2 separate regions of the Homo sapiens genome follow, and region 1 is linked to region 2. The links are chromatin loops, found by intact Hi-C in ENCODE. Cell type or tissue: dorsolateral prefrontal cortex. All regions are shown on one strand. Each heading gives the region's core, and the rest is flanking DNA. Links, peaks and the distances in the headings are about the cores only. Region 1 overlaps GALNT15 (polypeptide N-acetylgalactosaminyltransferase 15). Region 2 has its middle 34 kb from the start of ANKRD28.

The links. A loop is a pair of places that touch in the nucleus more often than their neighbours do. Peaks named below come from ENCODE experiments on the same cell type or tissue, not always from the same donor. Only the 100,000 strongest peaks of a DNase experiment are listed, where the experiment ranks them.
Region 1: it touches region 2 in a loop (3-fold over the local background); 7 of 110 quality-filtered maps call a loop at or near these places.

The regions. Positions count from the first base shown.
Region 1 is chr3:16,178,872-16,187,191 of GRCh38, forward strand. All of the region lies in intron 1 of GALNT15 (polypeptide N-acetylgalactosaminyltransferase 15), which reads left to right. Among named protein-coding and RNA genes, the nearest start is that of GALNT15, 8.4 kb to the left of the region's middle. In dorsolateral prefrontal cortex, for the core only: no CTCF peak of the experiment used is centred there; no DNase peak of the experiment used is centred there; H3K27ac peaks cover 533 bases.
Region 2 is chr3:15,827,895-15,836,214 of GRCh38, forward strand. It overlaps a transcript of ANKRD28 not described here. Among named protein-coding and RNA genes, the nearest start is that of ANKRD28, 34 kb to the left of the region's middle. In dorsolateral prefrontal cortex, for the core only: no CTCF peak of the experiment used is centred there; no DNase peak of the experiment used is centred there.

The sequences.
Region 1 (8,320 bases), core at 2,466-4,965, 350 kb after region 2:
CCAGCCACACATCCCCTTGCAATTCCATCCTTGACTCCTAAGCCAGACAAGCCCCTCTGGCCCAGTTCCTACACCCAAATGCCCAAACTAGCTCTGCCTGTTGTCCTTTCCCCCCTGCCCAGGCCACAGGCCTTTTTCTGAGTACCTTTAGAGTCATTTCTGGAGGTCAGTTTGAATAGGTGGCATTTGAGGAAAATTACCAATGATGCAAGAGCAAAAAAGAAAAATATCAGTGGAAAAGAGGTCAAAAGACAGTCTCTGAAAAGAGAGGCAAAATTACAGTGAACATTTATTGAGCACTTACTATGTGCTAGAGGCTCTGCTAAGTGGTTTTTGTTTTCAACTCTTCATAGAAAACCTCTAAGGTAGGTTTCATTTCATGGATGAGGAAACTGAGGCACAGAAAGATGGAGGGACTGGTGCCAGGTTATCTGACCAGGTGAGTCTGACACCAAAGTCATACTCTTAACCACCACACTACACTTTGCCAGTCTGCCACTCTCCAGACCAGAGATTGGGCAAGTCACATGGGCTGGAAGTGTTTTCATCTTAAAATGGGGAGAACTCACACGGGTCCATGGGGAGACAGTTGCGGAAATGCTTATCACAGCATCCTTGATGGTGCTGAGGAGCTGGAAGCCACCAGGATGTCTTGTCACAGGGCAGGAGGAGCTGGGTGCACCCTATGAGATACTCAGCCTGAGTTAGAAGCAACAGACTCTGGGTACATTCAACAATGAAGGGAGACCCTAAAAATCCCCTGCTGAGTGAAAAAGTAAGGCACAGAAAGCGGCCTACAGCACTGTATCATTAGGGGAAATGTAAATCCATGCAAACTAACCAATCCATTCTTTACAGGAACAGAACAAACTCAATGAAATGGTTGTGCTGTGGGAAAGGGAGGGTCCTCGGGGCAGAGGTGGGGATAAAACTGAATGAATACTGAGGCAAAATAGAGAAGAGCCCATGATGGAACCGCAAACAGGAACGGGATTAACTCAGCCCTTCAAAGCTGCTGTCAAAGAAGGGGCGGGAGGAACAAGCCCGGCCCATTTAGCCTCCTGTAGCACGGATGGTTTTCAAAGTTCTTCCAGGCCCCAGCTCTCCTTTGATCATCCTGGTATCCAGTGCAGGGGCAATGGGTTCCTAGGATCAAAGAGGCTGCTGTGTGAGCCAGTGCTTTGTAATCTACATCTACGGCTGAACTTGAGCGTGCATCCGAACAACTAGATGGCTTGTTAAAAATACAGATTCCTGGCCTCCATTCCTCCAGTTTCTGATTCAGTGGGTGTGAAGTGGGGCTCAACATTTGCATTTCTGCAAACTCCTGGTACTGCTGCTGCTGCTGCTCCCAATCCAGAGACACTTTGAGAACCTCTGCTCTAAGGCACACTCTTTATGCCGAACAGACTGGCCAGAGCAGTGCTCCTCAAACTTTAAGGTGCATGCGAATCTTCTAGGCATCCTGTTAAAATGCAGTCAAATTCAGCAGGTCAGGAGGGCAGCCTCAGATGCTCCATTTCTATCAAAGGCACTCCAAGGTGGCACCAGCACTGTTGGCCCACAGAGCACATTTTTCAACAGTGAGGAGTTACACCACGACTTCCCAAAAGTATGTGCACACCCAACCCCCCTATATTGCTTGTTAAAAAGACGTAGATGTTCAGACCCCCTCACTGGCAATGCTCCAGAGTTCTGAGTTGGAGCCCAGTAATCAGAATTTTTTTAAGCTGATGCTAGATAGTCTGGGGAACTACTGGTAGAGAAAGCGAGTGGAGAGCTGGTAGAGTTTGGGAAGTTTCCACGTAGGAAGCAATACTAGAGTCAGAAAATAGAAAAGAGAGCAGAGAGGAACAGGCTCCCTCATGGCCCCGGCAGTTTGTCCCTAAACATAAATGTCAACTCAGCGGTAGCTGGCTGTGTGCTACCTGCTTTTAACTTGCCTTTATGGTTCAGCCTGTGTTTCCCTGGTTTATGTACCCATAGCTGTGATTAAACAGTTGTGGACCTGTGGTTGAATCCTGGTACCACCTGTTACTGTGTGACCTTGTACAAGTCACTCAACCTCTCTGAGCCTCAGTTCCTCAACTGTAAAATGGGATAATAATAACACCCTTGCATAAGGTTGTAGAGAAAATGAGACACAACGTGTGATGATTTTCCTTGTGTATTAAGTCCAAACAGAAGTTGCCCTTATCATATTCTTGAGTAAATGGCCTAGGAGTAAGTTGGAGTGATGGAGAAAAATGGAGCTGTGGATATCATATTGCTGTCCTTTTTCTGACTGAAAAGTTATTTTCTGGCCCTGGAGGCTGCTAAATCATCATAAATGTGCAGGTACATTGGAATTATCTGGAAAGTCTTAAAAACTATTCATACTCATGCTCCACTTCCAAGGATTTCTATTTAGTTGGTCTGGGGTGAGGCCTGGGCACCAAGAGCTTAAAACTCCCCAGGTGGTTCTATCGTGAAGCCAGGCTGCAAGGCCCCAGGTGGTCAATGGCTCTTCACAGCTGGTGGGGAGAGCTGGGAGGGATATCTTCTGCTTTGTTCCCCACTTCCTGCCCCAGAGGCCATAATGGGCAAGGGGTCAGAGGGAAGGGCAGGGGCGGGAGAGTCGCCTTGGCTGCAGCTTTGTTGTCAAGTAGAAGATGGTGTTGCAATCCACGCGGGGTCCACTCAGTTCCCTGTGAAGACTCTGTCCTGCCAGGCCGTGATTCACCCCAAGATGACTCCCCACACCCCTTGTTGGCTGTGATAGCCTGGCCTGCAAAAGAGGAAGGAGGCAGCTGACAGGGCATCAGTAAATCCAAGAGAGCAGACATGCCCTTCGGGATGAGGGACAAGAACAGGAACAAGCTGGGCTTGAGACCTGGGGCTGGAACTTAGCTCAATTCCCCCCACAAGAGAGGGAAGACAACCCAGTATGGGCAGTGTGAGTGGTGCTTATGGGGCCTGGCTGTCCAAGTCGTGAAGGGATGCCACAAACACCAACCTTCCAGCCCTCGAGTCCACAGTGGCCGCAGCAGAGGCAGTACCTCCTCTGGACCTCCACTCTGGATCCATCACCCCGCAGTGGGGTTGCAGCGTAGACAGAGCTGACTATATAGCGCCCTTTTTTGGGTCAAATGCATTCATGGTAACAAGTGTGGTAGGGTCTTACCCTGCACTTCAGGACAAACCCAGCTGGCCTTGGGGGTTAGATTAGATGTGGTTAATCTGCACCTTGTCCTGGGGTGGGAGGAATTGATGTTATTTACTCCAGTGCCACTCACAGTGTGGTCCTCAGACCTGCAGCCTCAGAAATGCAGACCCTTCAGACCCCACTTAAACCTACTAGATGAAATCTCTACTTTAACAGGATCCCTAGGTGATTTCCATTCATGTTAAAGTTTGAGAGCCATTATGAGGCCAGTGGTTCACAGCCCCCACTCACATTAGAACCAATGAGTCGTCATGTCAAGGCTCCAAAGCAGACCAAGTAAATGTGATTCACAGGAACTCACTCTCTAAGTGATTCTAATGTGTAACCAGGCTGAGGACCACTGCTTAGGCCACTTTAGGTGACTAAGAACAGAGATGCTCAAGTCACTTAAGGTGATGGAGTTACTGCAAGTTTACACAGGAAGTAAGTAAGGAACAGGGAACTGTCCAGACAAGGTTGAAGGAGGTGGACAGGAGGGAGACCCACGATCCACAGTTCCTTTGGGGACTTGGCCTTCCTGACATCCTGCAGCAGTAGGGGCCCTAGAACCTGGCCAAGTATTCTGTACATCTGTCAGCTCACCTCCTATTGTCTTGTCACTAACAACCACTGCCCTCTACTCTAACTGTGGTCCAGGAACCAACAGCATCAGCATTACCTGGGAGCTCACCAGAAATGCAGAATCTCAGGCCCCACCCCAGACCTACTTGACCTAAGTCTACATTTAATGAGGTCCCGGATGGTTCAAGGGCATATGGACACCGGAGAGGCACTGAGCTACGTCTTGGCTTCTACCACCCCGTCTTTGGGTTACTGTCTGCTCTATGACCTGCTATCAACTGCTCACTTTTTGCATGTCTAAAGCTCACACTTCTTGAGATGGAGGATCTGGCAGGTTTCTCTGGCCGCTAGCCTGGGGAGGCTGTCCCTGTTAGGTGGAACTATGGCTCCAAGATGCTTCATAGGCCTCCGGTCAGTGTTCAGACCAGTGACTCCCAGTGTGTGCCTGTCTCTGGTTCAGAGGTAGATGCCAGGATCAGAGCAAGCCAAGGATCCCCTGAACCCCTCCAGAAGTGAGCTGTGAGAGTTTGGAGAACCTGCACAAAGAGAAGGGGATGGCATGTACCTTGTGACGTCTGTCCACTGATGGAGAATGACAGGCTGGCAGAATCAGCCTCCACTGCAGACTCCAGCCCTTTCCTCCCATCTCTCTTGTCTGCAAGCTTCTTCATCCATTCTTCTAAGGCCTCAGCTCCAGGCTGTGTCCCAGCCCTAGCAGCCTCAGGCCTGGCCTAGAAGTTGGTATGGTGTTCCCAAGATAAGTGCCACCAATTACAGGCAAGCTAGGATTTTCTTGCAATGGAGGAACTTGGCTCTGTGGGATTACTCCCCTGTTAATCTTGACAACCAACTTACACACTTCCTGAGAACAAGTTCAGTGTCTTTCTTCCTTCAGTGAACAAATAGCTATTGAACAACTATCAGAAGTAAGAAGGTAAGCAATACCCAGCCCCAACCCCAAGAAGCTTGGGGTGCACTGGGGGATGCAGACAAGCAAACAGGCTGGTACATCAGTGGGATCAGGGCTGAGATAGAGAAGCCTATCCGAGTGGGGCGCCTCCACTGATTTGATAGGAACTGGGAGTCAGTATCCCCAAAACAGCTTTAGGAAACCTGGCAGAAACCTTTCTACTCTGGCCAGGCAAGGGGAGGGAGGGAAGAGCGTCAGTACTACAGCCAGGCCATCTGGTGCAATGCTGTGACTCATTCTCTTCAGAGCCATCATCCAAATGCATTTTTCCAAGTTCACAGGGGATCCTGGAGCTGCAGGAAAAGAGGGTGTGCATCTGTATGTAAACACAAGACACCAGACTCCTCTGATCTTGGAGTGTGAAGATATAAAGCTAGCCTGCAGAACAGCTCTCTTAGGCTAAGATTATCCCTTTCAATCCAGGACACACCCCTGGGCTGGAGAAAGGTATCAACATCCCTGTGTTGGCTAATTAGGGATTAAGCCCAGGTTGATTTGAGTCCAAAGCCCTTGGTTGTTCCTGTCCCGCTGCTCCCACTCAAAGGATGAACAAAGGAGGTCAGGGGTGGGGTTTTGGACACTTGAGTGACACATACAAACCGAGATAGTAAAATATTCACCGGATATTTCGTTGAAGCAGAGAAGTTAGCCTCATTATTTAACAATAAAAACATACATTTCTTCCTGGATCCTCTGCATAAGTCCCTAGTCACTTGGGGCCTTGCTTTATGATGTTCAAGAGCCTTTGCCATGCTCTGCCTCATTGGTTGGCTCAGCAATGCTATGAATGTCTTTCCTTCAGTTCCTGGTACATGCCAGCCCTTTCCCACCTCTGGGCCTTAGCAGAGGCTGTGACACCTGCCAGGCATGTCATTCATTCCCCACCTGCACTCTCTCTCTGGGCTGTGTCCTACCCACCCTTCAGGTCTTGGCTTTGATTTCACGTCCCTACATCCAGAACGTCTCACTACAGCTGCTGAATAATGATTTGGTTATGTTTAATAGGACATAAACTCCATGCTATTAGGGGCTATCTTAGTTTAGGTTTCCCCTAAAGAAGATCCTGAAAGAAGGCTTCATTTTGCCGGTTATCCCAAGAAGCACGGGTAGGGGCTCAGGAAAGCGGAGCAGAGATGCCTGAGAGAGGCATGTGTTCAAGGCAGCTACCTCTGTGGGCAGCTGGAGCTCAGCCCTTGGAGACAGTGTAGAACATGCATGCATCTCAGCGCTTCCTACCCTCTGCCCTTAGGGGTGAGGGTGCTGGGTGTTTAATAAACCAACTCTTTTCAATCACTGGCTGAGCACAGCTCACTGGGGTGGGGTAGGGGTTAATTTTCCAGCTCTTCAGGGATGCTCTGACTGGGGAAATCACACTGGTCAGCCAGAGAAAGCCCTAGGGCCATTAGAAGTTGGGCCGTCCTGTATCATAATGAGATGGCCCAAGAGGATATGGGCAGGGGCACCACAGATTGTGGTCAGGCATCATGTCTATTTCATTCATCTTTCAGTCCTAACACATAATAGGCTGTCAATAAATATCTGTTAAATGACTTGATAGAGAGATGGAAGGTGAAGATTAAAGAGAAAATCAGAATGAAGATAGGCAGTCCTGTCTAGAGCCTCCTCAATGAATAAATATCCTGTTTCCTTACTCTGAGCTTCCTGGCAGCCACACTGAAAAATAAAAAAAGACGATATTCTTATTTGTATTCTTCATGAGGAGGAAGCACACTGTTGCTCAGATGAAGGAAAGTATTTTGTGGCACTTATATCTGCAAGGACTTTTCTTCCAAAGCATCAAAGTGGAGATAACAAGTGACAGGGGGACAACATCCTCAATAAGTTCCCTCGGTAATGGAGAGCAGGTTTCCTAAAAGTGATTCTTGCATTGTTCCCTGATGAAAGCTGAGAGCACGATGACAAGCACGACTCCCTGTAAGCACATTTGTAAGGCAGCCAAGACTGAGGGGTCAAGTAAGTTGCCTTTTGAAGACCTTAAGGAATCAGCGTAGACAGTGCAGAATGTGTGGAGGAACTGATGGATCGCATGTTTTTCAAATAACCTTCCATCATTGTCCCTTTATGACTCTGAATCCAGAACATTCTGCTCGCACTGTAGTCCAAGATGGTGATAGACAGACAGATAGATAGATAGATAGATAGATAGATAGATAGATAGATAGATGATAGATTATAGCAATATACTATCAGCTATTTGCCGTGTAACTTTAAACAGGTCATTTAAGCTCTCTGGGCTCTAGTTTCCTCATCTTAAAAATGGGAAAGTGTGTCCATGATCTAGTGCTGTATAACGCACCTTATCAAAACTTAGTAGATTTTAAAAAATAGATATTTTTAAAACTTTGGTGCTTCAAAAGATGTCATCAAGAAAGTGAAAAGACAATCCAAGAGTAGAAGAAAATGTTTGTAAGTCCTATATTGCATAAGAGATTTGTATCCAAAATACAAAAAGAACCCTTACAACCCAACAATTAAACAACAAAACACTCCATTTTAAAATGGGCAAAGGATTTGAATAGACATTTCTTCAAAGAAGACATAAAAATGGTCAATAGCACACGAAAAGATGTTCAAATCATTAGTCAGTAGGAAAATACAAATCAAAACCACAATGAGATGACATTTTACCCCCACTAGGATGGCTGAAGTAAAAGACAGTGCAAGTGCTGACAAGGATGTGGAGAAATTGGAACCCTCACACATTGCTGGTGGGATTGTAAAATGGTGCAACTGCTTTGGAAAACAGTTTGGCAGTTCCCCAACATGTTAAACATGGAGCTATCATATGGCCAGTAATACCAGTCCTAGGTATATACTCAAGAAAATTAAAAACATGTTCACATGAAAACTTATACATGAATATTCATAGTGGCATTAGTCATAATATAAGTCAAAATAGGAGCAATCCAAATGTCCATCAGCTGATGAATGGACAAACAAAATGTGGTATATTCAAACAATGAAATATTAGGCAGTAAAAAGAAATGAAGTACTGATATAGACTACAACATGATTAAGCTTGAAAACATTATGATAAGTGAAAGAAATCAGTCACAAAAGGCCACGTTATGTCATTTCATTCATATGAAGTGTCCAAAGTAGGCAAGTCTGTAAAGACAGAAAGTAGGTTAGTGGTTGCCACGGGCTGTGGTAGTTGTGGGAGCAGTGGGAAGTGACTGCCAATGGGTAGTAGGTTTTTGGGGGTGGGGTGTTGAAAACGTTCTCAAATTAGACAGTGGTGATGGCTGCACACCTTTATACTTGAATCCATGGAATTGTACACTTTATAAAGGTGGACATTATGGTATGTGAATTATATCTCAATAAAAATATTATTAAAACATTAGTGATTTCAGGCCGGGCGTGGTGGCTCACTCCTGTAATCCCAGCACTTTGGGAGGCCGAGGCGGGTGGATCATGAGGTCAGGAGTTCAAGACCAGCCTGACCAACATGGTGAAACCCCGTCTCTACAAAAAATACAAAAATTAGCGAGGCATGGTGGTGCATGCCTGTAATCCCAGCTACTCAGGAGGCTGAGGTGGGAGAATCGCCTGAACCTGGG
Region 2 (8,320 bases), core at 3,420-5,919:
ATTTTTAAATGGACAAGGGACTTGAATAGACATTTATCAAAAGGTATACAAATGGCCAATCAACAACATGAAAAGATGTTCAACATCACAAATCATTAGGGATATGCAAACCAAAGTCATGAAATACCACTTCATACACGAGAATAGCTATTATTAAAAATTGTTAGTAGGTACTATGGAAGTGATCCTGAAAGTTATTTAGAGTTAATGTATAAAATATATGGCAGAATTTAATATGATTAAATTTTGACTTCATATGGCTAAAAAAGCATCACTTACAGATCTGATGAATGGAGAATTAGATCTGAAAGAATGACAAAGAATTGCAGGGAATGGTAAATAAGTTATTTTCTAGAGGTCAAAACAGGCGAATGATTATGGAAAAATTATTACCTTCTGAAAGTCTCAGAGAAACATGAAGTTAGGGCTGGACGCGGTGGCTCATGCCTGTAATCACAGCACTTTGGGAGGTGGGCAGAAACATGAAGTTAAACACCTTACATGTAAGAGATTGCATACTCATAAAAAGGTGACATGATAGGAGTACTTTAGTAGTCAGTACACTACAGCTTTATTCTAAATATGTTTTCTGTTTCTCTAAACCATGAAGATAAACTGTGGGCTTGAATTTTTTATATGCAGTACTTTGAGACCCTTTGTATTTTCAGTAGAGATGGGGTTTCACCATGTTGGCCAGGCTGGTCTTGAACTCCTGACCTCAATTCTTTCTATAACACCAGCTTAACAAAAATATTAGTATCTGGGGGGGTGGGGGGGATTATTGCCTTCACATTTTTAACCTAATCTCTGACAGATTTTCCCGATTTCCTCTGTATCCTCCACAGGTTTGCACCACGCTGCACTTGTTCACTGACTTCACAGATATTTCTTGAAACCTTACCAAAGCACAAACCAAACTTACCCTTTATAAATGTGTAATCAAGACCAAGACTCTAAATCAAGGTAACTCTGCTTAATTTTATATAGATAAGAAAACATCTGCAGAAAGTACATTCACGTCTGAAATATATAGCCAGAACTTTCCAACAAAGCCCAAGGAATTTAAATCTCCTAGCCTGTAGTAACCATACCCAGCAAGAGAGACAAACTTAGATATCTGCAGGACCAATATTAGAAGGCTGTTTTTAAAATTTTTGGTCTTAAGACCTCTTCACATTTTTAAATTATTGAAGAGCCCAAAAAGTTTTGCTTATGAGGATTATTTCTACTGATGTCTACTGTATTCAAAATCAAAACTACCGAATTGCTTAAAAGTATTATTTTTAATTTATTTACTAATATATCCACTACATACCAATATAAATAACTTTATTAAAATAATTATTTTTTTAAAAAATTAAGTAGCACTGTTCATGTCTGGCTTAACAGAAAATAGGTGGAATCTCACAGCTGCTTTTGCATTCAATTTGCTGCAATAAGTTATCATGGTTCAAGTATATGAAGAAAATCTATACTCATGGTAGCATATTTTTAGATACTTGTGGACAATCTTTGATATTACATCAAAGCTTGACAAGTGATATCTCTTAGAAGTTAACTATAATGTGAATTATGAAGCCATATGAATGAGCTTTTAGTACTTTTTTCACATTAAAATCCATTGGTCTAACTGAACTTTGAATGGATCTTTTTTAACCCATGTGTCATTTTACAATATCATATATCAGTAATTTGGAAAATGCTGGTTCACTGGTTTACGAAGGTCTTCAATTACTGACACGTTTCATGATATACAATATCAAAAGTCATATTTATTAATATTACTACCAAAGCCACCACAAAACATCTTTAAGCTCTGTAAAGGTAGCAAGCTCAAGGTGGCCGATACAGATTTACTCAAATTCTAATTTTGCTTGGAAGCTCAAATTTCATCATCTGTAACAAATATTGACAGTGGCTTTCCTTGAAGTGACAAGTTCACTTTGTTCCTTTTCAAGGAATATTTTCAATAAAAGGTTTGCCAAAGAGCCAAATCTGAATAACCATAATGTTAGTTGTTTTTTCAAGTAAAAAGGTATTCTATTAAAAAAAAAAAAAAGTCTAGTCCAGCTAGCAACTCAATCACATAAGCATTTTTCCTGTGCAGCATATACTCATTTTATCATACAGACACCCCAGGGTGAAGTGTAATGTAAGTAATTTATACTTAAAAACAATCTTAAGGGAAATAGGCTTTTCCCTCCCCTTAACTGTAAGCAAGGCAGTGAAAAACACAGTCTGGTGCCACTAACTTGATTCCTAATACATCAGCAGTAAGTACTATTACTTTTGTACCATTAATGCGAATGTCGAAGTAAAAAACGCATATAACATTTTATTATTATGATAACAGTTTTGACTTTAGGGACTCCCAGGGGTTCATGGACCACACTATGAGAAGTCTCTTAGACCAGGGTCCCTAACCCCTGGACTGAGGACTGCTAGCCATTCATGGCCTGTCAGAAACTGGGCTGGATAGCAGGAGGTGAGCAGCGGGCAAGCAAGCATTACCACCTCAACTCTGACTCCTGTCAGAGTAGCGCAGCATTAGATTCTCATAGGACTGCCAATCCTATTTTGAATTGCACATCTGAGGGATCTAGGTTATGTGCTTTTTACAACACTCTAACTAATGCCTGATGATCTGAGGTGGAACAGTTTCATCTCAAAACCATCCCACCCCCCACCGCACCCCCATCCACGGAAAAATTGTCTTCCACGAAACTGGTCCCTGGTGCCAAAAACACTGGGGACTGCTGCAGTAATGGATTAATTTTGGCCAAAGAAAGGTTTGGCCCTTGCTCAGCTCCTAGGAGGTAACTGCTAACCCCTTGGAATGTCCTGCTTGATAAAGAGTCGTTGTTTACCTGGGGGCTTTGGTCCATGACAGATAGTCTAACAATATGATTCTTGGTGGGACCTTTAAGTCACGGAGTATCAGCTTGACCTCTGGAGGGGATGGAGACTAACATCAGCCACAGGTGTGGTCAACCATACCTATGTGACTGACTTCTCAATAAAAACTCTGGACAGCAAACCTCACGTGGGTGGCCTTGGTTGGCAATACTCCTTGCGTGTCACCATATATTGTTGCTGGGAAAAGTAAGCACTGTCTGCACAACCCCATTAGGAGAGGACATCTGGAAGTTCACGCCTGAAACTCTCCTGGACCTCTGTCCTATGCACCTTTACCCACTGTTGGTTTTAATCCGTATTCTTTTGATGTAATAAACCATACCATTAATTTAACTGCTTTGCTGAGTTCTGTGAGTCTTTCTAAGCAAATTATCAAATCTGAGAGTGCACAATCTCCCACAAACTAAACAAGCTGGTCAAGATCAAACTCCTGAGTATATATAACAAAAGCCAATCCCCACCTACATGTTTCTCTACACAAGACACTGTTTTGCCCAAGACCAAAAACTATTGTGCATATGTGCACAGATCCAAATTGCACTGCCAAACTCCACATAACTACCAGCCCCTTCTCCAAGCAGCTTGTTTTAGAGCAGGGATTCTCACCAAATGATTCTTTGTTATAGAGGAACGTCCTGTCCACAGTAGGATGTTTAGCAGCATCCCTGGCCTCTGTCCAATAGGTGCCAATAGTATCCTTCCCTCCTTCCCAGTGGTAACAACAAAAAATGTCTCCAGACACTGTCAAATTCCCCTGAGGAGAAAAATCGCTCTCCCCTCAATATTGAAAATCACTGTTTCAGGAAACTCACCTAGGTAGTCTGACCTTGCCTTATCTTTTACAAAAAAAGGGAATAAATTCACTTTTAGCTCTACCTTCCTGCCTTTCCTAATGTTAATTATTTGATGATGGAAAGCAATTGCACATTCTGAGTTCTACCTTCAAAAAATATCTGGATAGAAGTGGTGAACTAAAAACTCTTCCTTCTGGGGAACTCAGTCAGATTACCAATTTCAAGAGAAGGAGAAGCCTCTAACAATGATCTTTAAATAAGGATACATATATATTTTCTGTATCTTATGCACACCACAGAGGGAAGATAGACTAGTTTTCTTCAACCTTGGGAGTATACATCAAAATAACCCCCAGTAGTTTTTAAAAATATAGGTGCCAGGGTCCTATCTCAGACACACTTAATCAGAATTCATTATTTATCCAGCAATTGAGTGTCCACTATATGCCAAAGCATTGTTACAGGTGCTGGAGACACAGCAGTAAATAAAAGACATCGTATTTGCCCTTGAAGAACTCACATTCCAGTAGAGTGAGACATTTCATAAACATATAGACAAATAAGATCACTTCAGATAGTGCTACAGGGAAATAAATAGAATAAAGGAAGAAATTTCTCTGCATTCTCAGCAATATCTGCAGAAATACATTCAAAGTTAAATGTGGTAAGTGAAAATATTATTTTGCATTTTATTATTTAGAAAGCCTGTGACATAATTACATACCTACATTTAAAATTCCTTATGTGTAGGGGTGCTGAGCAAAAGTGTCTCTCCCTACTCTTTGGGAATCTTTAAGCTCAAGATTAGGTAAATTCCCTCCCAGTTTCAATTCTAATTTCCATCAGTTCAATGAAAACATTATGCTAAATTTTAAAAATAAATTTAGGGGATACACTGCAGATTTCTTACATGCACTTACTGCATTGTGATGAAGTGCGCTTTTAGTGTAGAGATCACCTAAATAGTGAACACTGTATCCAACAGGTGATTTTTCAACCCTTGCCCACCTCCCACCTTTTGTAGTTTCTAATATCTGTTATCCCCTTGGTATGTCCCATATACCCTTGTTTAGCTCCCATTTAGAAGTGAGAACATGCAGTATTTGACTATGTTTCCAAGTTATTTCACGGAGGATAATGGGCTCCAATTCCATCCATGTTTGCTGCAAAAGACATGATTTCATTCTTTATACATATACACCACATTTTCTTTATCCAATCTTCTGTTGATGGATATTTAGGCTGATTCCACGTATATGCTACGGTGAATAGCGCTGCAATAAACATACCAGTGTAGATACCTTTTTGACATGATTTCTTTCCCTTAGGGTATATTCACAGTAGTGGGACTGCAGAATCAAATGGTATCACTATTTTTAGTTCTTTGAGAAATCTCCATACTATTTTCCATAAGGATTTTACTAACTTACATTCCCACCAATAGTGTATAGTGTATAAGCATTCCCTTTTCTTCACACCTGTGATGGTTAAAACTGAGTGTCAACTTGATTGGATTGAAGGATGCAAAGTATTGATCCAGGGTGTGTCTGTGAGGGTGCTGCCAAAGGAGATTAACATTTAAGTCAGTGGGCTGGGAAAGGCGGATCTACCCTTAATCTGAGTAGGCACCATCTAATCAGCTGTCAGCACAGCTGGAATATGAAGTAGGCAGAAAAACGTGAAAAGACTAGACTGGTGTAGCCTCCCATCCTACATCTTTCTCCTGTGCTGGATACTTCCTGCCCTCAAGCATTGGACTCCAAGTTATTCAGTTTTGGGGCTCGGACTGGCTATCCTTGCTCCTCAGCTGGCAGATGCCCTACTGTGGGACCTTGTGATCATGTGAGTTAATACTTAAACTCCCCTTCATATATATATAATATATAAAAATATACTACATATTATGTACTATATATATATAAAATATATACATTATTTTTTATATATATAATGTGTGTGTGTATATATATATCTCCTATTAGTTCTGTCCCTCTAGAGAACCCTAATACAGCACCCTTGGCAACATCTGTTGTTTTTTTGACCTTTTAATAGTAACTAACCATTCTGACTCATATAAGATGGTTTTAACCCATTTATGCTGGAAGCTGCAATTATGAGTGAAAAATCAGAACTTGGCAATGACCTTGAGCAGTAGGATATAAATAACTCCCACATGCTTAGTGTTCCAATAATGGAACACTAGGCATAAGTGGATTAATTTGTATTTCTTTTATGACTAATGATGTTGAGGATTTTTTCATGTTTTTTGGCCACTTGTATGTCTTCTTTTGGAAAATGTCTGTTTGTGTTATTTGCCCATTTTTTAATGTTTGTTTTTTTCTTAAGTTCCTTGTAGATTCTGGATATTAGCCTTTTGTCAGATGCAGTTTTCACATTTTGCACATATTTTTTCCCCTTTCTGTAGGTTGTATGTTTACTCTGTTCACTGTTTCTTTTACTGTGTGAAAGCTTTTTTAAAATTGTCTCATTTGTGTATTTTTGTTTTTGAGGACTTGGTTATAAATTATTTGCCTAGACCAATGTCCAGAATTTTTCTCAGGTTTTCTTCAGTATTTTTATAGTTTCAGGTCTTATGTTTAGCTCTTTAATCCATCTTGAGTTAATCTTTGTATATGGTGAGAGGCATGGGTCCAGTTTCATTCTTCTACATATAGCTATCCAATTTTCCCAGACCCATTTACTGAATCGAGTGTCCTTTCCCCAGTGTATATTCTTGTTGATGATTAGCTGGTTGTAGGTATGTGGCTTTATTTCTGGGTTCCCTATTTTGTTCCAGTAATATATATATCTATTTTTATGCCAGTACCATGTTGTGTTGGTTACTATAGTCTTGCAGTATATTTTGAAGTCAGATAATGTGATGCCTCCACGTGCTCTTGAACATGGGAGAGTTTAATGATTTTATTAACAAGAATAAAAAGAGCTCCTGAAGAAGTCAATCAAAGGGGAAAAAATCCACTGAAAAGCTAATCATCATAAGGATTGTTTACAACAGAATCTGGCAAGACTGGAGAAGGGGACATTTTTCTCCTTTCATTTCATACTTCTATGAAAAACTGGTAGCAAAACCCAGGAATATAAAAATTTTCTGCTCTTCAGTTTTTTCTAAGAAGCAAAAACAAAGCTATTTATACATTTATAGAAAGGATATTTCTATGGTTAAAAATACTAAAGTTGTGGGTACCAAATATATTTTTTAAAAGTAAAGATCAAACACTTCCCTGTTATGTCACAAGTAATAAAAAGAACTGCTGATAATACCCAACCTTCCTTTAAGAATTAAAAACAGGGGTGGGCAAATCACTTGAGGCCAGAAGTCCGAGACTAGCCTGGCCAACACGGCAAAATGCTCTCTCTACTAAAAATACAAAAATTAGCCATGTGTGTTGGCGCACACCTGTAATTCCAGCTACTCGGGAGGCTGAGGCATGAGAATCTCTTTAACTTGGGAGATGGAGGTTGCAGTGAGCTGAGATCGCACCACTGCACTCCAGCCTGGGCAAAAGAGCAAGACTCTGTATCAAAAAAAAGAAAAAAGAAAAAGAAAGAGAGAATTAAAAACAAAGGTCAGATGCCAGAGGATGTTTTATCTAATTTTTCAATACACACCTCATTCCATATACACAAACAGTAAGCAATCTGTTCATCCTATAATAGTGGCTTTGCAAATCTCACAGAATGCTATCATGGTTCCCATTCTACAAACTATATCGCATTCTGCCACAAATAGGCAAATATTTTATGCCTACAAGAAAACAGCTATTTGGATATAAATAGCTTTTAATTGCCTGAAACAATAGAGAAGGAGGAATCAACAACAACAACAAAAAAAGGTAGATTCACGTTCCTCTTACAGCCTGTGGCTTGTTGCTGCCATCTCTAAACAAACATTTAGAACTCATCTTTGAAAAGTCCTTTCCTCACATCTGAGGACAGAACTCTGTATAAAAGTTTCCAATGGTTGCCCCCACAGCTATAAGAATAAGGTTCAAGTCTCATAGCTTAGTAAGATACTTAGAAATTGACGTCTACATAACTTCTCTCCCAGCCTCATCTTGTGCCATCCCTTCGCAATCCTTAGTCAACTAATACCACACTTAAGATCATGAGGAATATGATCCCCAATTGAGAAGATGGGAGTAAACTGGCTAACTCTAAAATGTATTATTCAGGGGATATAGATGAAAGACAGATACTAAAGGAAGTTCTCCAGGACCAAAGTGACACTAGACAGTAATGAATCCACAGGAAGAAATAAAGAGCACTGGTAATGGTAATTACAGGTAAAGGAAAAATGACAGTATAAAAGGCTGTATAAATATAACTTCTACTTTTTTCTTCTCTTAAGAGGTAACTGCATAGAACAACTATAAAACTGTATTGTCAAGTTTATCCCATATAAACATATGAAAATGAAGCACAAAAATGGGAGTGAATTATATTGAAAAAAAGAGATGACACTAGATGGTGACTCAAATCCACAATAAAAAAGAATACTGAAAGTGGTAAATATATACATTAATATAAAAGACTATAAATGTTTTTCTCTTTCTTCTTTAAAAGATAAACTCTATACAAAGCAATAATTA